2 separate regions of the Mus musculus genome follow, and region 2 is linked to region 1. The links are chromatin loops, found by intact Hi-C in ENCODE. Cell type or tissue: left cerebral cortex. All regions are shown on one strand. Links, peaks and the distances in the headings refer to the core of each region. The heading gives the core; the rest is flanking DNA.

What was found. Hi-C counts contacts between places; a loop is a spot of excess contacts. Peaks named below come from ENCODE experiments on the same cell type or tissue, not always from the same donor. Only the 100,000 strongest peaks of a DNase experiment are listed, where the experiment ranks them.
Region 2: a loop joins it to region 1, with 4 times the contacts of the local background. A loop is called at or near these places in 2 of 42 quality-filtered maps.

What each region holds. Positions count from the first base shown.
Region 1 is chr1:143,195,027-143,207,199 of GRCm38, forward strand. No RefSeq gene overlaps it. Among named protein-coding and RNA genes, the nearest start is that of Gm35244, 140 kb to the right of the region's middle. In left cerebral cortex, for the core only: no CTCF peak of the experiment used is centred there; DNase peaks (open chromatin) are centred at 5,360 and 6,226; H3K27ac peaks cover 796 bases.
Region 2 is chr1:143,637,170-143,649,342 of GRCm38, forward strand. All of the region lies in intron 10 of Cdc73 (cell division cycle 73, Paf1/RNA polymerase II complex component), which reads right to left. It overlaps B3galt2 (UDP-Gal:betaGlcNAc beta 1,3-galactosyltransferase, polypeptide 2), which reads left to right and starts at 3,528. Exons shown (of 2, transcript NM_020025.4): 1 at 3,528-4,173; 2 at 8,837-12,173. The coding sequence starts at 8,959. The coding sequence ends at 10,227. In left cerebral cortex, for the core only: a CTCF peak has its summit at 7,282; DNase peaks (open chromatin) are centred at 7,244 and 8,382; H3K4me3 peaks cover 2,500 bases; H3K27ac peaks cover 1,606 bases.

The DNA.
Region 1 (12,173 bases), core at 4,000-6,499:
ACTATATCTCATATAAATGAGATGAGAATGTACATGCAGAGAATTGCATGATTGTTTGAGCTGGTATTTTTTAAATGGCACATTCTCCTTGCTTTATTTCTCAGAGGTGCACAGTGTTTGCTTGGGACATTTGAATAAAAAAAATAACACTAAATTACTCATATCCCTACAAGGCAAAAAATATTCCAATATCATGGCCTGGTAGGACCCAAAACTCAGGCATTCCATAAAGCTCTTCCAGTGAGAATCTGGTGTTTTGTCCTTTTTATCTTGGTATACATGAACTCAGACAGAGTAGCAGGCAAGTACTTTGCAGAAACTTTATCATAGGCAAGATTTTAACTGTGGCTAGGGTGCAGTTTCAGATTTATCTGACATACTACATAGGAGCAGGAGTTAGGAGTGCCCTGGAAGGTGAGCCAGATCAAAGAGATCTGGGGAAAGAGATCAACTCCAAAGCCCCACAGAAACACAGCAAAACTGAAATGCTGGAATCTGCCCCAACCAAACTATACTCAGAGAAGGGGTTCTTTAAGGTAAATAAAAATATCTGAAGCCCAAAGTACTGTTCTATCAATTCTACCACATTAAGGATGAAGTCTCCCCTGTAGAGAAATTCCAGAGAGATCCCAGGCTATCAAGTTTTATCTCAATGCAAAGAAACCACTGAATACTCTCTGGACAAGAGCCAACAGTAGAAGGGACTGAGGTAAAATAGCATGCATTTTGTTTGTTTTAGTAAATGTGATGGGTTACAGAGAACTATGTGAAAGAGGTGGGAGCAGAAAATTCACAGCATGATTGACAGATCAATTCATGAGCCTCCTGCAAGATCTTTTCCTCTAAGGAAATCTCAGATATACTACCATCCTTTTAAAAAAGATTTTAGATGAATTTCCTTTTTCTTAATGCTTTTAGGTAAATTTCTATTAAATATTTTATTCACTATTCATACACACATATAATATGTTCAGAGTAAATCCAACTCCAATTCCCCACTCTTCACCTGCTCTCAGCCCCACATGATTTTCCTTTCCAGCTTTATGTGTTCTATCTTATTTATTATAGTTTAATGCCCACTGAGTCTTTTTAGTACCTCTAGTGTGAGGATGGGTATGGAATCATTTACTGGGGCATCAGTAGCCTCTCCTTGTTCCTCAGCCTTGAAGAAAAGTGACCTTCTCTCTCAGTAGCCATTAACATACTATACTAACCTCTTTAACTGCACAAATTACTTGGCCACAGGCAGCTTATATATGTGCCATATGGAAAGACCTGACTGAGTATTATTTATTTGTTTCCATTTTTTCCCAGAATAAATAATTGGAATGAATTTTCAGTTTTCTCCTTGGAGGGAGGAATTAAAGTATTCTATACATAGAAGCAAGTATGTATAAATAATGTAATATTCCTCTTACCTGAGATATATACCATAGGTAAGTACTTAGAAACAAATGAGAGTGTTAGTTTCCAGAGGCTGAAGCAAAGGGAAATGGACAATTTAATGAGTAAAAAGCCACAAGAGAAAAGCTTAAGATATTTGTTGTGCAACATTTCTCATGTATTTAATGCTACTGATATGTACAATCAAAATGATTAAGATGCCAAATTTTTCTACAGTAAAAAAACTTTACTAAATTTAAGTATAAAGACAGTTGCATTCGTTAGCTCTATTGTTATTTCAATATAAATTTTTCTAAAAGCCTCAAATAGCAAAGACTTGGTTCCTAGATGGGGGAGCTCTTGAAAGATGATTGGTTCATGGTGGCGGTAACATCATCACTGGTTAATTCACTGGTGAGCTTAAGCTCAATGCTCAATGGGCTGTAGGAGCTGGACCCTGTTAGAATATCAGGCCATAGACCATGGGCCTCTGAATTAAATATCTTACTTGCAAGCCCTCTGCTTCCTACATACCATGAAACGAATGGCTTTATTTTGCTTTTTAACCATGCTCGAGTATCTAGTATCCCAAGATGCAAAGCCAAGTGACCATGAACCAAAAAACAAAAACAAAACAAAACAAAAACGCTCAAACCATAACCTTAAAAAGTAAATCTTTCCTCAATTTTTTTCTTTATCAGGTGTGGAAGATCAGGCTGGAAATTCTACCCTACCTCTTGGGAGGCTGTAGCAGGAAAACTGGTATAATTTCCATAATAGACCAGAATACAGAGTAAGACCCTGCCTTAAAACCAGAGGAGAAAGGAAAGCAAGAGTCCATCCACAAATCTGCTATCTACAACAGTGGCCTGCCTGCAAAATACATTGTTGCAATAATGATGCAAGCATTGTACATATAAACCAGTACCTTATTAGATTTAGGGCCCATTCCATGAGGTGTAATCCCTACCTAACACTTCTCAGGTGGCCAGGAACCTGAGACTAGATAGACCAAGGACATGGAGAAAACCAAATACTATTGTTCTGCTAAAAGAATGTACCAGTGGTATATCTTAGCCATCATCAGAGAAGATTTCTCTGATGAGAACTAACACAGAGACAGCTAGACAACGTGCAGAGTGAAAGACTTTGAAGCACTCAGTACTAAACCCCTCCTTTCTGAGCTTGGGGATCTATGTGGAAGAAGAGACAGAATGATTGTAACAGCCAATGGTGGTGGGTTACCCCAAGGCAACAATGTCCTCCAACACAGCAGAACTGATACAGAAATGAATCCACAAAGACTGTGGCAGCAGTGACAAGGCCTGCACAGGTCTAAGCCAGAGGGGCTCCCAACCCTGAGAGGGAAAGTGGAGACAAGCACCGATTCCTAACCAAGAAGCTATCTCCAATTGGCCACTGCTAACAAAGGAAAAACTACATTCCTCCAATGAAGGCTTCACTGGGTATCCAAACCAAACTTAAGGGCAAGCCCCATGCCCATCAGTAGATGGTCACTATGAAGCAAACTCAATGATATTTTTGAAGATTATCTTTGTCTCATATTTCTCTGATCAAGCATTAAAAACAAAACCTTGCTGATCTTTTGCTTATATGTTATGGTTTCTGATTTTGTGCTTTTCTGGGTTTTGTTTATGTGTATGTGTGTGTGTGTGTGTGGGTGTGTGTGTGTGTGTGTGTGTGGTGTGCTCACATTTGTGACTTTTGTTTTATTATATTCTGATGTTTTTTAAGTTTTGCTTGTTTTATAAAGAGAAAGGGAAAGAAGGCATGGAGTTGGAAGCAGAGAGTTGGTGAAAATATGGGAGGAGATGAATAAGGAGAAACCATGATCAGAATATATTATATAAAGTATTATTTATGAATAAAATTTCTCAACTTTTATCACAGTGTTGAAAAGTAACAGTTGTGTATCCAGAATCCAACCATGGACCAAGCTACTTCAGGCAAAATCCTGTGTCTGTATTTTATATGTCCTGCTATTTTCTTACCATATCATTATTTCCTAAACAGTTTAACAGATATTTAGCAGACTTATTACAGTGTCAATATCTTATATGTGATCTAGAGAAACTTTAAGGCACTCCAAAAGGCAAACATTTAAGTTCTAGATTATCATATAGCCAGGATTTAATCATCTTTGCCTTTTTGTATCCATATGAGACTCTGGAACGTATTCCACACAGATTCAAAAGGATGGTTCTATGTGTGACTGCATGCCTGTCTGCCTACATATCTGTAAAACCTTTAACTCTTTACTGAATATAAACTATTGCTCAAAAATGAGGAGTTAGAGTACTCAAATGTTGTGTTACCGTCTTTTCCGTTTTGAAACCCAGACTGTGCATCAGGGTGAACATAGACCCTCTCAGCATGTACTTTGAAAGAACAGGAATACTAATGCAGCCACCACTGTACCATTTAGTGCCTATAAGCTCTCACAGCACCCTTTTCCCCACTCAAATGCATCTACCACTCAACAGGAAGCCACTATCCTTATTTTCCTGTTGATTAGTGCCTTATGGCCTCCCCATACAGCAGTTAGCTAATTGAAGGTTTTATTGGATATGTGAAATTCAGTATAAGCTATTGTTCTTTTACCTATTTCTACTAACACATACAATGATAACCTATCTGTTTTCACGCTATGATGTTTCCACAATATAAATAAAGAAAACATTTTGTTCCCTAAATGTTAGAATTTTAGTCCTTAACTTGATGTTATAAGCCCTTGGCTTTCTCAGTGATCCAGTTGCTCAGCAAGCCATGTCATCTCTGCATTTTAGCATATACTAAACCATTTACAAAACAGTTATACAATTCACACTTCAACAAAGAGCATCAAATTCCAGGTTTTTTTTTTAAAAAAAATAATGCTTCTGCTCAAATTATATTATGTAAGGATTGGTCATACCTTTCTGGTCCTTGTGAAAAGTCTATGCTTCCATGGCTACAATTAATTGAGTGGAATTTTTCATATATAAACCACAGTTGCAGGCATATTCTACACAATTTGTAACTTGTAGTTAATATGAATTTATTCCCTTGTGATGTTATTTGAAACACAAATGTATTTTATTCAAATAGTTTTATCAGCAGGACTTTAAAGTTGAGTTTTGTAAAGATCACTACTTTGAGAGAGGAAAATATGAACAATATAGCCCTGAGTTTACCACAATTTAAATATGGCAACTGTGGATGTCACCTATCTTTGGGGTGCATATCAACCCACATGCAGAGCATTTGACTTCTGATCATAACTTTGGCTCATAGAATCAGAGAGTCAAGAGACTTGACTTATTGTTTCTTATTGGTGAGATTAAAATCTCTAATAATCTCAAAGTGAACTTTCCCCCTGGGAAATTATATTGCTCTGTGAAATTATGTCACTAGCTGCCACAAAGAGGTTCCATCCATCCTTCAAATGTCTTTTTTTTTTTACTTAATTGTGTTGTTGACCATCCTAATTGAATATAGGTGTGCAATCATATATTTTCTATAGGGTCCATAGGTCTTCAGTGTTATAACCTGAACTAACCTGAACCACATATTCACATTGATCCTCCTAGATTTGAACATTTGAATTATCCACTCTCCTCCTACACAAAATATTCCTATCCACTGTAAAATACAAACAGTCCTTGAGGTACCAATCATTTGTCAGATTTCAGCTTACTGTATGCATTATTTTATTTATAATATTTTGATGATTCTTTTGACTGTAGAATAGAGGACTTCTCTACTTCAAGATGTCTTCCTTAAATCACAGTCATTCTCTTATACATGCAACAACTGGCACTCCACTTCACGGAGAAGGCCCAAAACTCAAATCTCCAGCTTCCCACTAGTGATTGGCACAGGAGGCCAGGGTATAGGAAAATGAAGTGGGATCAGATGCTCTTCAGCAAGTGCCAAACTCTGCCCAGAATCACTCTGGAAGCCTCCTCCAGACAACGCGGAGGAGCCAAGCTGAACATATGCTCACAGAAGGGGAGTCAGGAAACAACTAGGACATCAACACTCACATCTTGGCACAAGCTCCTAACCCTTAAACAACACGTCCAACTTCTCTCCACAGGGGAGAGGAATGCAAACTCTACACAGGAGCAAGATGTACCTTTCCAAGTTTACCAGCCCTGAGAGGAGTCCACACATGATATTTGCAGTTTGGCACTTTCTCAAAACCCTGCCTGTCTTATGTTAATATGTTTATTTGCTTTTACAAGATTGTCTTGTTCACCCACAGGCAGCCAAAAGAACATGCAGCATTGTCAGCCAGCTTGGCTGTAACCATTATCATAACCCTTACTATATCTGCTGACATTCTGATTTTGTTCCCAGTCCAGATGTCATGTATAATAGTCTATCCACACATTATGTGCATTAGTGTCCAGGAATGCCAATGAAATTCAATGAACTGATTGATATTTGAGGAAAGGCCTTCATTTATGTAAATTATTCAATTTTTTATCAGCCATCTACAAACCGGGGCAACTCATTGCCTACCTAATCTCCCCTGAGCTTGCCCTAGATATGGTATACAATTACGCTAAAAATAATCTGGCTTTCTATTAATCAAATCAGCGGAAACACATCAGAAGAGTATGAGGCTGCTTTATTGTCCTTTTGAATAAGGATGCAATTCTGCTCCTAGAAAACCCAGGTCTAATGCAAGATGCTCAAGTCTACGTAGGGAAAACACCAAATTACCCAATGAGATCTTGGAGATATGAACAAGAGCTACCTGAGTTTTGCCTACAGAGGACTTCCTGCTTGTGTTGTTCTAAGCTGATTGAAGCCATGCTACAGAAGAAAACACCTAGTCCCACGTTCTGTATATTATGCTCCAATTAAGCTGCTGCTCTAGCCAGAATTTGAAAACTATTTGTTTAAAATAAATTAGTGCCCTTCATTTTTTGCAAATCCGGGAACCACATATCTGTCTTCTCTTCCTAGACATCCAAAGCATCTGGCACAGTTGACTTATTCTAAGAGTTCAGCATTCATTTGGCTCTTGAGTTTCTCGCTTTTCTGCTGAAGTCAGTGATTTCTCATTTTGTTGACTTCTGGGCGAGGCCCTTTCAATATCCAGTATTCTCTTCTTGGCCTTCTCACTTTCTTCTTAGTCTCTCTGGGGAATTTCATTCTAATGCAAAACTTTTCTGAGCATCTCTATATTTGGATGCCAAGGCCTATCTAAACATTTAATACCAATCTTCCCTCTAAACTCCAGCCTCAAACAGCCATCTAGCCTTTATCTCTACTCAAACATGTTGTATCTTCAACTTAAAGTGTCCAAAGGAGAATTACTGGTTTCTGTACCAGAAATGGCTCTTTCTCTAATCTTCTCATCTGTTAATAGCACTGTCTACTCTGTTTATCTGGTTAAAATCTTGAAGTCATTCTTGATTCATCTTTTGCTTATACTTCAAGCCTCTTCTCCACAGTATTATGAAGGTTCAGCAAGGAATGCTAGTTATACAATTTGTTAGTAAATGATCATAAAGGTTCAGTATATCTAGATAGATGATAGATAGGTGATAGATACATGAATACATACATACATGCATACATACATACATCTCTCTCTCTCTGTATGTGTGTGTGTGTGTGTGTGTGTGTGTGTGTGTGTGTGCTGAGAAGATGAGACTATGGCTCTATGAGTAAAGTGTTTACTTTGTGAGCATGAAGGTCTGTATTTGAGTTTGGAGATCCAGCATCCACATAAAAGGCCAGGCGCAGCACTGGAGAGAAGATTTGAGAATCCATAGGGCCTAGTCTTCATGCAGGAGATTGATATAAAGCAGAATCTACTTATATCTTTCTTTCTTAGGAAACAATCTACTTCAGTTTCCCATGAACATAAATCTAATCACTGTGTTCACGTGTGTGAGGCAGCAGGCATAAGGGAACAAAGAAGGTGGAAGAACCCACATCCTGCCAGAGTTTCCGTGTTCTGGGCAGGCTGATTCAGAGGACTGCTGCTCATTCTCCATGCAGCCCAGGGTGGGTGTCTGGCTGTGGGAAGCCTTGGACTCCAGCCCACGGGGAGTGGACATGGGGCAGTCCAAGGTCTCTGGGCCTCATGGAGGCAAGAGATAACAGGTTCTCAGTCTCAGGCATCCCAGACACAGCTGGACACTGGGGAAGAGCTGAGAACAAAGTGGGGATCCCGGGAGTGGCTCAGTCAGCCTCTGGGCTGAAAGGAGGAGAGGGCAGGGGGAGAGGGGGCACTGGGTGGTTCCCACACAGGCAAGAGTCCTTGGTCCGGTGGTGGTTGGAGCACAGGAAGGCCTTTCCAAGGGAGGTTAGACTTGGTTCTTTAGGGCAAGGCCTATTTCATCATTCAAATATGGCCAGCCTTGATGAGCAGAGGTCTATGGTTTTACAGCTTTGTTGTAGAAAGGCAAAGAGAAAGAGAGAAAGTTGAAAGAGAGAGGTCGACCATGGCCATGTGGAGTGAGGGGGAAGAGAGAGGGGGAGAAAGAAAGTTAGAGATAAGAATGGGAGATAAGAGCTTAAGAGAGTGAGGCAGAGCCAAGCAGCTCCTTTTTTTTATTAGATATTTTCTTCATTTACATTTCAAATGCTATCCTCAAAGTCCCCTATACCCTCCCCCTGCCCTGCTCCCCAACCCACCCACTCCCGCTTGTTGCATAGACTGGGCTATCTCCTAGTTGCAGGGTAGTTGTGGGGAGGAGCATACCTGGCTATAGTCAAGTAACTGTGAGGGTGGAGTTTAGCTAGAAAGCCAGGTGGTTGGAGCTTTGTCTGTGTGACTGATAGTCACAGAATTATAGAGTTGGGGGCTCTGTGGTGTCAGGCACCTTTCTCTGAGAGCATGGCTCACTGTTCCGTCCCTTGTAGAGTTTTCTACTGGGTCTCCGGAGCAAGCCTCACTCAACCAAAACAGGCTGCCTTTCACAGTCCCACATTCATGAAGTTCTCTAGGTCTACCTAACTGACAACTCCAGATCATGACACTCTTTGCTGTCTTCAGCAAACCCAGGTCAGTCCTGTCTGTAGCCTTTCTGCTTCTTTTTGCCTCGACTTTGCCCTGCTTCCCTGGTGCTCAGATAACCAGGCTCGAGTACCTCATCTCTCAGCTCAAGTGCCCCTTCCTAGGAACAATAACCCCTTACATTCTCCATTGATGCTCCACTTATTTTCATTCTTGGATGTTTTCAAATTCAAAATACGTGGCTTGTTCTTGTATTGATTACTGATTGATCAACCAACCCTTCCCAAGAATGGACCCATCATTAGCAGAACACTAGAGGGATTTTTTTCTTGTTATTGTATATCATGCACAACAGCATCAATCTACATTTTATGTGCTCAACAAACAATGAATGTTTATGTGAACCACTGACCTGAAATTATTTCTAGCAGACAGTGTTAATTAGAATTATCCCTTGCTATATTTCAGAATTAGGTTAAAGTGTTAGAAAATTCCAATACTATCTACTTTACCTTGGTTGAGGGAGATAAAATATCCACTGCTGATAATGTTTTCAGTCTTTTAATTTTTCATATAACAAGCAGTTTTATACTCAAAAATCATACTGTTCGTTTGGGACAAGATCAAAATAATATAATTAACCATAAGCACCATAGATGCCATGTATGTCTCTCATGATATTGGGTACCTTTCTCTTCCTGAGAACTAACTTTCCATTTAGCACTGGCTTATAGACACTGGACTGAGTGGCCTATGACTTCAATAGCTTGGCTTATTTGTTTCAAACCATCTTATATAACCAGTGAAGCTAACTTCAGTGGAATGTGTTTCCTTAAGTCCTTTAGAAGATCAAATATCACAGCTCTGGATACTGAGATAAGACACAAGCCATGAGTCTAGGTTCAGACCACCAAGAAGCAGAAGTTGGCCTCAGTTTTTCTATCCAGGATAGTCACTAAACTGCTATGGGTGTGTTTTCTTCCTTAAACTAGAAATAATGATATCAGTGAAATGGTGGGGTTGTGAGGATCAAAGAAGGGGTGTACCACAAGGGCTCTCAGCCCTGAAGCAGGAGCCACTGCAAAGGAAGCCGAAAATGTTAAGACCTAGAGCCAGGTGTATAGTACTCAGCATTTATTCATATGTGTGTGTGTGTATACATGTATATGAATTTGTAAACATATTATTATATATGTATACATTTATATGAATTTGTGAACATATATGTGTGTGTGTGAAGAACATACGTATAATATGGGAAACACAGCATTGGCTTTTTTACAGTAGTGTGTTTATCTTTATATATTATAAATATGTATAATATTATATAATTATATTTTATCTCATATGATTATATATATTCATGTAAATATATAATATATTATATAAATAAAGGGTCCAGGGCCCAGATGCAAAGAAAATCCCACCCAGCAACATATTCATAAAATCTGCCAATACGTAAGTCAGAGTGCTTTACCCTCTTGCTGGTAGATATTCCAAACACAATGTTCTGCATGGACAATGAGTCTCAATTGTGACACTGGCCAGTAACTTCCTGGTTTCCAGACCATAAAAAAGGCATGTGTGGTAGACCAGAGTTCTAGCCTCAATTTTCTTTCATGTCTTATGAATCCAACACAGTCTTCTATATTAATACCTAGCATGATTTCTGAATGCTTACACTTAATAACAGTAAAAAATTCACTGAGGTCAGCTGTATATCAGGCCTTACTCAAAGTCTTTGTCCATGCTGACTCACCTTATCCTCTACCAGTCTAGTAAGATTCAATCTCTACCCTTTCTATGAAAGAAAGTTAAAGATCAACAAAATCAAGTTATTCCCACAAAGAGTAGTAGTGACATAATCAGAATTCATAACCACATACTCTTGTTCTACTGGCAGACTCTTGACCAATGTTCACAAATCCACAAGCAAGTATCACTCAACTTGAAAGACTATATCCCCTTCTACTTCACAGTCCCTACTCATGGTAGAGGCAGAGGCAGCTATAAAAAGACCACTATGAACTTCTTTATATGAGCCCCTCATTTAGAAAATGAGGACGCTGCCACTCCCTGAAGCTTCATGGCATCTCCATGCTCACAACACTGAAAAATAAAATTCGGGAAAGAATTCAAGTGTGACTCCACGTCATCTATGTGGCACTAATTAGTTCTCTCATAACTTTGATTACCTGGCAAAGTGTGAGAGCTTAAAAGCCAGATACTAAAAATAAATAAATAAATAAATCAAATTAAATTAAATTTTTAAATGAGCTTTTATTGTTAATAAGGGGGAGAGGACTACAAAACAGAATTTCTTTCTACTGCATTAATATTTGAAAATATTTTTACTAGTGACACCCTTTTTCAACAACATAACGTATGACTTAGAAGTACTGTAAGACATTTATGACTGCTGAAATTATATCATTTTCATTTGAGTTTTTGGCTTTCCCTAAACTCCAAAATGTAAACACTGAAATGGTTAATAAAGTGTTATACTTTAAAGCCACTGTACTTCATGGTTTGTTTGGTTTTTGGGTTTGTTTGTTTGTTTGTTTTTTTCAACAAATTCGGTGTTTTTTGTTTGTTTGTTTGTTTGGTTGGTTGGTTGGTTTTGGGGGTTGTTTTTTTAACTCTGGAAAAATTAGCAAAATGTGAAAAACACTCAGAGATAAGTGTGACTGTGCCTTCCTGGCCCCAAATTCCTCTTTGCCTAAATCTGGTGCGAAGGAGAACTGGAAAGTAAAATGGTTAACACTTCTGTCCCAGAGCTTTAGGGGAACAACAAAGGGAAGAGATTAACACTAACTCAGATTTCCAAGGATGTGATTGAAGAGTCTCAACACTACTGCTGTTAAAAACGACCTGATTTGGGTTTTTTTTATTAAAAAAAAAAAAAAAAAAAAACTTTTAAAAATAAAGCTGGGGATTGAGCTTTTGGAGGCCCCATTTTCATTGTGGATATTTTTGAAATTTCTTTGAACAACTTTAATCTTTTGGATTGGAGTTCTAAATCCCAGATAATTAAAAAGAGGATCTACAATGCGATAACATTTCCTCTCTCTGCCAGATTGTCCAAGTAGCAACCCGGCCGGGCAACTGCAATCATGGAAAATGACGCATCAAGTCCCTGAATAGTCATAAAAGTGCCAGCCTGAGTTTATTTCTCAGCAGTAAATAAAATACCAATTATTCACACTGTCTAGAGTGCATCTCCCTAAGGAGAGTGATCGTCCCGCTAGTTGCTTCAGCATGAGTTTATATAGCTGGATCACAGGTAACACTGGGAGGCATAGTTTCCCAAATGTCTTGAAAAAGCTGGCTACTCAAGGCTCCAGAATACCAACAAAATGCCAATATTCAGACGATCTAGACAACTTTACACATCAGGTTGTTAGTCTTATTTTTTAAGTTAATTGTCTAGGACTTTACAGAGGGATAAGAAAACTTCTGTGATTTCTAATCTAAGTAGGAAAGCAGGTCATTGAGAGAAACTGGCCATGGCTCCCAACTGCCTCATTAGCTAGCAGAAGTTGGCAACCTCCTTTGGCGTTTTATTTTTAAAATATTTTATTAGCCATCTTGTTAGTAACTAAACATCCATGTATGCATTTGTATTTCAGCACATTAACAGTAAAATCAACCACCATAATTCTGACTAACAAGAGTAACAATAAAATCCCAGCCAAAAGTTTTGGAGAAAAATAAAAATGTTTTAATGAAAGACAAAGAATGATCAAGAGGGCAAAGCATACGGGATTCCCATTAGGCTGAGGGATACAGAACACACTCTGCAAGCTGC
Region 2 (12,173 bases), core at 6,227-8,726, 440 kb after region 1:
CCATAGATAACTATGTAAAATAGCAATTTTATAATAAACATGAAAATCAGACCTGTTTCAAAATCTAGTACTGAAATGAAAAAGTATTTAGTTCTTGTCTTGGGCTGAAATAAAATATACGAGCATCAAACATAGGAGCCACACTAAAACACAAACAGAATGGAGACCAATGGAGGCAGGACTGGACTTTTGGTTCCCTTCTTGTGTTATTCAACTCCAATAGCTCACTGTTTGAAGTATTCTAACCCCATTTCATGTCAATCTTTTTAAAATCAAGGATACATGATGGAACTTACACATAACAATAAACAGATGATTCCCAAAGTTACTGCTATTTTATATCATGCAAACCACTCAGAATCAGAAACTCTGTGAACAAAGGAATATTTTTTGTGTATTTAGTAGAAATAAGAAATTAGGTAGCTTTCCAAACCTCTTCTATAAATTTCAATTCCTTAAGAGTTAATTATAGACATGTCTAGGAAAACTTTAAAACAAAAAATTAAACAAATAAACAACAACAACAACCAGTTAGATAGATGGCTTGGATCAAAATGTCCAAAATAATGGATACCTTTTCTCCCCCTTAGGCCTGTGTTATAAAAAATAAAAACAGACCTATATAAGCAATACTTAATACACCACTAACAAATAGAAAACCTAGCAAGGCAAAATTTGCAAAATTAGATGGAATTAGTTTAACCACAGAATTCAGATTTAAAAGAAACTAAACTAAAGAAAGAAGGTTTGACAAGGTTGAAACATAACACATTTTTATCATTTCTCTTGCCTGGAAACCTGAAGTTCTTAGAAAACATCACTGAAGAAAAGTTTATATCAGCAGGGCAGTGGTGGTGCACGCCTTTAATCCCAGCACCTGGGAGGCAGAGGCAGGCAGATTTCTGAGTTTGAGGCCACCCTGGTCTACAGAGTGAGTTCCAGGATAGCCAGGGCTACACAGAGAAACCCTGCCTCGAAAAAAAAAAAAAAAAAAAAAAGTTTATATCATTGCTACTATTTTTCTATACTGTAAGCTGTTAGTCAACTTAAATTTTAAGAAAAAAAAGTTGATCTTATTTAAATTCTTGCTTACTGTATACATACATGAGTACTATGCCTGATACACACTAGGCCTGGTTACCAATCTTAGGGATCTCCTTGTCATATAAACACTTGCTCAATAGAAAGCAGTAAAAACAAAATTCTCACTAGTCGGTAATTCAGGCTTGAACCCAACATAGACAGGAATCATTATTGAGTTATCCATAAAGCCCTTAGTAACTGAGATCCATAATAAATCCAATTCAGTACCAAAAATAGGACATCTCAGAGATGACATATATGCCAGTTGTTCTGGGATGATCAGTACACATTGTATAAAATGTCTCACTGGTACCTCACCAATATGTAATAACTACTGTAAATTAAAAATAAAAACACCTTTTAATAGAATTAAAGAAAGACATTGTGGGGGGTACAGATCCAAAGTAGAGAACTTATCTAGCTAGCACTGTCCTGCTCTAAGTATCATCAAAGGATGGATTTAAAATATTCTAAAAATAATTGGCAGAATAGTTATTTTCTCCTTCCCTAGAAAAAGGATGGAAAATGTATTCAGTCATCCTCATATTACCAATAATTAATAAGCTGTGCTTTAATGTGCATGTTAGCATAAAGCAGTGTAGTGTTAACATTTAATGAAAAAAGTCAAAATGCATTCAGTATTCTACTAATGATTCCTGGGGTACTATGTCAATATTTGGGTGGGAACATTCACAATTTCTTCAGCAGCCATGTAGTATAATGTTTAAGAGTGGATTACAGGAATTCAGATTTTAAAAATTTAAATAATCCTGTTTCAAAATTTTAAACTAACCATCTTTCCTATCAGTAATTAGCTGGTATTTAGGTTACAGAACTCTGGGTACCAGTATCTCATCTGTAAAGTAGATATTAGAAAATTAAGCTATCATAAGCGAATATCATTTACAACCAGCTCAGGTACTTATAGCTCAATCTAATTTGGAATAGACAATAATTGTACAGACCTCTAACCTCAGTTAAGCCCTAATATTAGGAATCACTGATATTAAAAAGGCCACTTCTACTTTGGAGGAATAATTTAAGCAGAATCAATAATTTGTCTATGAAGACAAGAAAAAAAGACAGTGAAGAATATAGTATATAGCTTTAAGAGCCAAATACTAAGAAACACGGGTTTTATTCCTCTTCTAACTTAGGAAAGCCAAAGTTCTAAGCTTTAAGTTTCTCCTTATACTTTTCTTTTTCCTTCTTTTTTACCATCTTATCATTTCTAGGGGGAGTAAGACACAAACTAGGACAGTTATAGGGTATACCTAAACCAAGAAAGCACACTGGAATTAACACATGAAGATGAGTAATTGAATACTATTAGAGGAAATGTAATTTTTATTCACCTGAAATAATATATCATGGTCTGTGAAAATGGATAAAGTCCGTATCCCTAAAATATATAGCATAAGCTCTAAAACTATATAGTTACTGTCTTTAGAATATCAGAGGGGAATTGTTAGTTATAGCCATAAAAACAAGTAACAAACATGCCTGCCGAGTGCTCTCCTGGGGGGGGTTGGGGGGGGTGCCCAAATGTCCAGGCACTTAGTTAAGTATACCAGAGAAGGATTTCAGAGTCTCTAATATGTAAGGGAAAAAAAAAAAAACTGTTTGATGGCATTTTACTAAACCATTTTCTAAAGTATTAAACATTATTAGAAGCAACAGACTCTAGCGCATCACTATACTTATTTAAACACACATCTGCAATCTATATAAGCATACTATTTTCTATATAAGAAGCAAAGTTCCAAGGTTGTCTCTACCTAAGGTTTTTAGTCAAAATGCAACCAATCCTGCAGAACTACTCACCAATCTTCAAGAAAATCTATTCATGTGTGTTCTATGTACTATATCATTTTTAATTCTGTGATACACATTATTTTACATGAAAAAAAATTAATATTGATAACAAGAAAGTGATTTAAAATTAAATTTACTACTTTCAAGAACACTAAAAACTGCACAGAGCAAAAAAGTAGGCAGTATCGCAACATGAAGTAAGTGCAGGCAGCTGACTTAGATAAGCTGGAGAAAACAGGGGAGGAAATCTAAGTTATAGACAATAGATAATGAAGGAGTTTTAACTAGACTAGCAAATCAGAACAATCAGACAAAAACTGTAAGAGCAGGAATGCACTGAAAGAGTTAAACTACACCAACTTACATGTAAAAGCTTTTATTACTTCTGCTCTAAAAAAGTCTCTAAGACACATGAAAGCCACCGTCCAACACAGAAATATTTAGAAAGCCTGTGCATAAGTTCAAATAAAGATTAAAAAACCATAACCTCCATTTCATCCTAATGCTTGTATTTGTTCTGAATAAATATGATGTGTCACATAAGAGGAAGATTTCTAAGCTTTCTCCTACCTCGGGTTTTTAGTCAAAATGAACGCAAACAATCACGTGGGACTCAGCCAAGCAGTGACGTTAAATTCTGCTCTGTCAGAGACAGCATCTGTCAAGCCCACATTTAAACTGCTGCCTGCCTGTGCAGCACGGAAGAACGGTGCATTTCACATTACAGACCAAAACCCCAGGAAAACAGCTCAAAAATCCTTCCTGCAGCTGCCAGGCAACCACGACGGAGAAAGGCAAAGCCTTTTTTTTTCCCCCAATGCAACTGAAACACTAAACCACAGCTCTGCTGCTTAACATTGCAGCTCAGCGCTATTACTAGAAATATGGATACTGAGAAGAGAATACAGCACTGCATTGTCCAGCCGGGAATACAGCAGATGTAAAGAGCTTCAATGCATCAACTGTCGGAAAGAGTCAACTGTGCACCAAATACAACAGACAGCTACAGCTCTTTTGTTTAGTGAAAGAGAGAAAATGAAAGAAAGGAAAAATCTCTGAAGACTATAAGATATAGACATATGAACAAGAAGGGTAACTTGAAGACACCCCGACAGATGGACACTTTGGATACTGTGAAAAGCAATCACAGGAGGCAGACTGTTGGGGGATGTGCGCATGTTCGATAGCATCGTTTTTTGCTGAAGTGATGGCGTGCCAAAAGTATTTTCAGTAGACATAATCCTCTCCATCTAATGGTCTGACCAAGAAAGAAAGGTATGTTGCTGTCTTGTGTATGATGTTCATTAAATGTGTTTTAATTTCCTAACCATACAGGCACTGATACACTTGATAAACAAGTTCATACAGTCCACTGCCCTTCAAACTATGAAAGGCTTTCTAAATACACGATTTTAAATTTGCCTTTTCTACTAGACAAGCTGTCGTTGCTTTATTCAATTAAATAACTGGGAGTAATTCTGCAGGATTGTAACATTACAAGGAAAACCAAATAGTAACTAGATTTACTGAAAAGAATGTCTGAGAAATTAAACTAAAAAGAAAAAAAAAAAGAGCTCTCTAGCCTTTTTTTTAAAAAAACAGCAATTCTCTAGCAAATTAGGTCAAATTGATTCCTTATCTAATAAATTAAAGCACCTTCTTTAAAATGGTTATCAAGAGACAGTGGGGTAAAATTATATTAAATAGCATAAATATGATCTTATTATCTTGAGGTATTTTTAGAAAATCTCTTCAAAACAAAATCTTAGTTCATAGTAATATATTCTCTGTAATATCTATCTCTTCAGAGAGAGATAGAAACAATTCAGGAGTACATCAGCAAATTTTAAGTGTTACTGAGCTACAAGGAGATACTACAAGTTACAACATTAGCCATCAGATTAAAACGCTAGTGAGTTTATGCAAAGCATAACACCACCACAGTAGTCAGTCACATGTTATTACAGTATCAATGAATACAACTTTAACAAAGAGAGATCAATAGTTGCTCTAAATAGATTGGTGAAACAGGGAGTTTTTAAGTAACAGAGTGATTCTAAATAATCAAGTGTAAGACTGTTCCTGGAGTTAATTATAAAAGTGAAATTAAAAAACTAACATACTTGCAAACTTTATATGCCCCAGTACAGGGGAATACCAGGGCCAAAAAGGGGGAGTGGGTGGGCAGGGGAGTGGGGGTGGGTGGATATGGGGGACTTTTGGTATAGCATTGGAAATGTAAATGAGTTAAATACCTAATAAAAAATGGAAAAAAAAAAACTAACATAAAATAGCTTAATATACAGCACATATTAATAATGGTCAAATACAAGGTCAAATAATATCCACAGTAGGTTTCTAAGCTTTATTTACATGTGATAATGACCTGCCTACTGCCTCTACATGTGTCTGCAGGACAGAATAAACTACCCTGGGAACAATCAACGTTAGAGTGCTCGGGGTCAGGGACTCAAAGATATTCCTAAAATCTTACAAACCTTTCTACGTATTTTGATTCTTCCTCTCACTTTCATAAAACTTACTACCCTAACAATCACAAAGCCAAAAAAAAAACCCCTGTGGAAGCACTGTGTGTGTTGTAGAATTAAGACTGAATGAGTGTATTAGACTTTGTCATATATCAAGAGATTCCTAGTCATAACTAAGTATCTTTATTCTGATAAAAATTACAATCAGAAACTAATCAAAAATAATTTTTAAAAAAATCCAGCCTCTGTTGGTATCTTTATTAGAAATTAAGCTTTATAAACTAAATATTTCAAAGCTTTAAAAGTATACAAGTGTTTCTTATCAAACCATCATTTAACTCTGGGACTGTCTTTAGAAACTAATATATTTATATCAACTTTTAAAAGTCAAAGGACAGAAACTCTATAGGAGGATACATTAAATAGTAACATCCTTACAAATTTCGGTCTATAAGAGGTAAACACACACTTAAATCATAATAATTAAAACAGAAAACATCTATTTTTTTAAAATCTATTAAAAGACATGGCAAAATTTTAACTCTTAGTTTTCTTATTTCCAAGAACTAATATTCAACAGGCATTAACCTGTGAATAATTTTATCATCTAACAAAAAGAGGAATAGTTACAGCAATTTTACTTTCTTAACAGCATACACACACAGACACACAGACACGGAGACAGAGAAAGACAGATCTCTATCCTGAGAAACTTTAGAAAAAAAATGAATTTAAGGCTAGATGCATACGTTTCATTTATCAGTAGGAGGTTATCAAATAGGTGTATTTGTACAGGAATTCCAAGCTCTCCTAGATTAATATTTACAAACATACAATTCTTATAAAATTTAAATTAAAACATACCTCCATCTTATAAAATCATAATAGAACCACATAAGAATATATATAAAATTGCAATAAAATTGTTGAATATTAGTTCTTGAATAACAACAAAACTAAGAATTAAAAATTTTGCCATGTCTTTGAATAGATTTTTTAATATATCTTTTCTGTCTTAATTATAAATAATTTAAGGGTGTTTTATATTTTATAGGTTGAAATCTGTAATATTCCTATAATATTCAAACACTTTACAATTTCACTTCAGGGACACTGTTTTCTTGTAAACAATGTGTCTTACTACAATACTTCATCCCTTTAAGGTCTTTTATCCATTCATTGAAATATCCTACCTGGAATTTAATTCATTTTGAACTGTTTTTCTTTAAAGTTTGCACTTTTAAAGTATCTGAATGACTAGATCTCAGTCATGTTCTAAGCATTGTTAAATCAACACAAAGCTGATACATTTATATTTATAATACTTGAAACAGATCAAATGAACTTTCCAAAGTAACTTCACTTTTAAATTTATATACATAACCCTTTAATACCCAGTACTCTCATTATGAAGTGGGGGGTGGGGGGGTCATTATCTACCACATAAAGTAATTTTCATATGTACTCTTTAAAATAGTTTTCTGCTTTAAGTAGAATTACATCTAGTTATAAGTACAGTCATGAAAATTTGTTTCTAAATCAGGCCATGAAGCTCCGTAATTTCAAACTCATATCATGCAGAAACCATGTTGCAAAGAATGTAATAGCTTTGGTCTTTATATAGAATGGTAAGATTTAAATTCACGTAAATAAAACTAAGACTAAATTAGATTTTTTAGAAACTACTGTCTGTGTGTGTGTGCGCGCACATGTGTGCTTTTGTGTGTGTGTGTGTGTGTGTGTGTGTGAGAGATTAAATACTTTTTTAGGTTTGAGGTATAGGCTAGTAACTAAATGCACCATTCATTTTCAGAAACAAGATCAAACCTTAGTGCCTGTTACACATTAGAAATCTGTTCAAATTCCCACCTACTTGCTCCTCCTAGTGGTTGTTACTAGAATAGTACTTCATTGATAGCCACCTAACACTTTCAAGCAGTAACTGAAAGGTGTGTGTGTAAATTTTATGCTACAATCACTCAATTTTTTGAGAACTTCCTTGTAAACTCTATTACTTTTCAAATGCATTTATGTGAGGATAAGCTAAACTGCTATCAATCATAAGTAGATCATTATCGTGAGATAAATAAGCACAAGCATTTACACATATAATTAGAAATAAGTGGCTATGTTAAAATTTTTATTTCCTTTGTTTAAAGAAATTATTTCAGTGAATAATAGAAAAATCACTTATTGATCAAAAGAATTTAATAATACCATCCTCAAAATTAATAATTATATAAATGACTTCTACTTTGGGTTTGTTTGTTTGTTTGTTTGTTTGTTTGTTTTTTTAAGAACTAAAAAAAAAAAAAAAAAAAAAGCCAAAACTAGGCATGGTGTCTCTATTTCATAAAACACCATTTACTGGAATTCAAACTACTGCTATGACCCTCAGTTCTTTATCTATGAATAGGTAAAAACAAGGAAAAAATTAGCAAATACAAATAAGTTTATGCTATGCTGAAAAGCCTCTTGCAAAACAGCCAGTTTTCACTAAGAGGCATCACTAATTTCTTGTGAACTTCTGAACGATCTAGAACTATAAGTGTAATGCTACTATAAAGTCTTTAAAGTTAAACTAATTTCTGGCATTGCAGATCATGCAAAAAAGTGTAATTCAAGAATATTTTAAAATGTATTTTGTGGAAAGTGTAATTTAAAGCAGTTCACAATAGTAGGAGCTATTGTCTATATTTTTCAAGAAGTCCAGAAAAACTGCAAAATACACACCCTTTGCCCAAAGCATTGACACATAAGACTGATATCCTAGATATGTACTATTTAGGGTGGATGGGTAAAATTAGCAAAGTACTGTAAATTGTTAATTATTTATTGCTATCTAAAATCTCACACTGAACTCACTAAACCCTAAAAATTAATTTTGACAGGTGTATCTTCTCACTGACTTTTTTGACACGGGGGTCAGGGGGAGAGACTGGAAACATGCCAAGCAGTGACTGTGACTAACTGAACTCTGCCACAGTTAAACCTGCACCTTCTGTTCCAAAGCCAATACATGTCCATTTTCCAAAAAAGGCCACTGACTGTGCACCATATCGCCATGCTATGTCAAATCAATTTTAATTAATGTCAATAAATTTGCCATCTGTTCTGAAGGCCCTCTTTCCGAGCCTTTGTCAGAAATCTAAAAGCATTTTTCCTGTCTACATGGACACAACATTAAAACCCTTTAGGTCAAAGGGACAGATGAGCAGAGCTATCGAAATCATCAAGTAAGTAAAATAAAATTAATCTATCACTTATCTTCCGAGTGTTCATTACACACAAGAATATCTTTTAAAGACATAAATCTTGTTGTCAGTAATTTTATGTTGCCTTATCCAGTTTTTTCTCAGCTTAAAAAGGTCCTTTTATTAGCTGACTTTTTAAGGCAGTTTGCAAAATTCTGCATTTTGTAAATCATTATGCTTCCTTCATCTTTATAGAATGACATCGAGGGACATGTACCTGAACCAGAAGACGATGAATCAAGCGCAGTATTGACTGAGGACGGAACAACAGTGTTTTTGGCCACAGACATCCATTACTGCTACTGGATACTTACAACATGCTTCAGTGGAGAAGACGACACTGCTGCTTTGCAAAAATGACCTGGAGCCCTAAGAGGTCTCTGCTCCGGACTCCCCTTACGGGTGTGCTTTCTCTAGTGTTTCTCTTTGCTATGTTCTTGTTTTTCAATCATCATGACTGGTTACCAGGTAGACCAGGATTCAAAGAAAATCCTGTGACATACACTTTCCGAGGATTTCGTTCTACAAAAAGTGAGACAAACCATAGCTCCCTTCGGACCATCTGGAAAGAAGTAGCTCCTCAGACTCTGAGGCCTCACACAGCAAGCAACTCCAGTAACACCGAGCTATCACCACAGGGAGTCACAGGGCTGCAGAACACTCTCAGTGCCAATGGCAGCATTTATAATGAAAAAGGAACTGGACATCCAAACTCTTACCATTTCAAATATATTATCAATGAGCCTGAAAAATGCCAAGAGAAAAGTCCATTTTTAATACTATTAATAGCTGCAGAACCTGGACAAATCGAAGCAAGAAGAGCTATACGGCAAACTTGGGGCAATGAAACTTTGGCACCTGGCATCCAAATCATACGGGTTTTTTTGTTGGGCATAAGTATTAAGCTAAATGGCTATCTTCAACATGCAATTCAAGAAGAAAGCAGACAGTATCATGATATAATTCAGCAGGAATATTTAGATACATACTATAATCTGACCATTAAAACACTAATGGGTATGAACTGGGTTGCAACATACTGTCCACATACTCCCTATGTTATGAAAACGGACAGTGACATGTTTGTCAACACAGAATACTTAATACACAAGTTACTAAAGCCAGACCTGCCTCCTAGACATAACTATTTTACTGGCTATCTAATGAGAGGATATGCACCGAACAGAAACAAAGACAGTAAGTGGTACATGCCACCAGACCTTTACCCAAGTGAGCGCTACCCTGTCTTCTGCTCAGGAACTGGTTATGTGTTTTCTGGGGATCTGGCAGAGAAGATATTTAAGGTTTCTTTAGGTATCCGTCGTTTGCACTTGGAAGATGTATATGTAGGGATCTGTCTTGCCAAGTTGAGAGTTGATCCTGTGCCCCCTCCCAATGAGTTCGTGTTCAATCACTGGCGAGTTTCTTATTCAAGCTGTAAATACAGCCACCTAATTACCTCTCATCAGTTCCAACCTAGTGAACTGATAAAATACTGGAACCATTTACAACAAAATAAGCACAACGCCTGTGCCAATGCAGCAAAGGAAAAGGCAGGCAGGTATCGACACCGCAAACTACACTAGAAGACTATTTTTGTTCAAATGTGGAGTCTGTAAATATTGCTTAAAGCATGTATAGTTAAAAACTTGATTATATACATAGGACAAGTTTTAGTTCAACTCATCACATAAAGGAATTCAAAGCTATTTTTTAAATTTTCTGAATAAGATAATTCATACAATTGCAAATTATGACAAAAAGGTATCCCAAAAGAGTCTATTTAAATAACTGTTATGAGGAGATTCTCTATATTAACATGCAATAATAAGCATGCATACATAAATGGTTCAAGACTTACATTAGGGACCAATACAATGTATCTGCATACATTTTCTATATAAATCTTAAGAAATGAAGACAGTAAAAAGATTCCTAGATTTACTTTTGATTTCATCATATAACTAAATGTAAATAAGACAGTACTATTGATTTTAAAGGAACTTTGTAATTGTGCAATGAACAAGTTTTCTGACCTGACTCAGTTGCAATAAGATTTAGTTAAGTTATTCCATAAACTCATTTATAGCATTCAGGTGTTTGAGCAATGCAATTCTCATTCAAGAATATACTTTTAAAAATAATTTATAATTATTTTAATTTCTTTTATTAATACTTATCTATACTGGGAAAATTATTTTGACATGATGTGATAAATGTGAAAAATTAATGTGTCTCAGGCTCAAGTTTTTATAAAATGAATTATTAAAGGTATCAAAATAGATAAATTTTGCTTCCTCATTGGTATTAAGGGTCAAGACCATATTTCAATGGATTTTGCCTTTAAAATATTACACTCTTGGGGAGTGCTTTTATCTTCAACTATACCTGACTTAAAGTATGTCTTTAAAATAGAATCATATTCCTCTAGCTGAAATACAAGTAGTAACATAACAGCACAGGGGTAATGTGTGGTCTTAAATAAGGAAGAAAAAAAGGAATACAAATAGTCATTTCATTCAATCTATTTTAAAGTTGTATATCTGCCAAACAGCGAGATATAGGAAAAGCTTATATTCTGAGAGCAGTGTACGTCAGACAACATTTAATCATTTTATGGCACTTATTTCTTTCTCTCAGTGTCAAGTTTATAAACCTTCTGTTTTTAATTTGGTAGATGACAAATATTCGCATCACCAATTCAAAACCATTTAGAGAATGGTGGGGAGAAAGCTACATATGTTTGATAATCATTTGCTTTTAGAGTGGACAATATACTTAATGCACTTTAACCAAGGTACTATTGGTTTTTAAAAGGTAAACAACAAAGCCCTGAACTGAATGCTATACAAATGTTCTCATATTTCATTTGGCCCTATCATGAATTGTAACATCAATAAACACAAGCCCAGTAACTTTGAAACAGTGTATCCTATGTATATTTATAAATTTTAATTGAGTCAGAATATCTTCTATCAGAATTCTAATATTCGTTTTTATCACTAAATCTAGTATGAAAGGCTAAATTGACAGACACACAAAAAGCTTTATTTATTAGTAATACAGAGTTCTACTTATATTAAATGTATAGCTCATTTTTTAAATAAGAAGCCTAAGTATTCTATTCCACACCAAATGGTTATGAATAATCAGCTATAAAACATATCCAGCTCTTAGCTAATGTTTTTTTAATTTATTCTATGTAATTGTAGTGAACAGAATTGCCTCACAAAAAGACATACACAGAGGATAACACCAAACCACACCAGTGATCAAAGACAGAGAGAGACCCTGACAGTGTACTGAGTCTCTCTGATTTATACCACAAAGGTTTAAAATGAAAATGGGAACTATGTATGTTTGTGAGCGTTCCTGCACAAGTATGTAAACAAAAAGAGAGCTCCTAAGTGATATTTAAAAACTATAATAGTATAGGATTACTGGGATTAAAATACTGACTTAAAAAACACAGAGTTCTTAAAAATACTTAAGTGCTTACTAAAATTATTTCCATTAATTTGAAAAAATAATT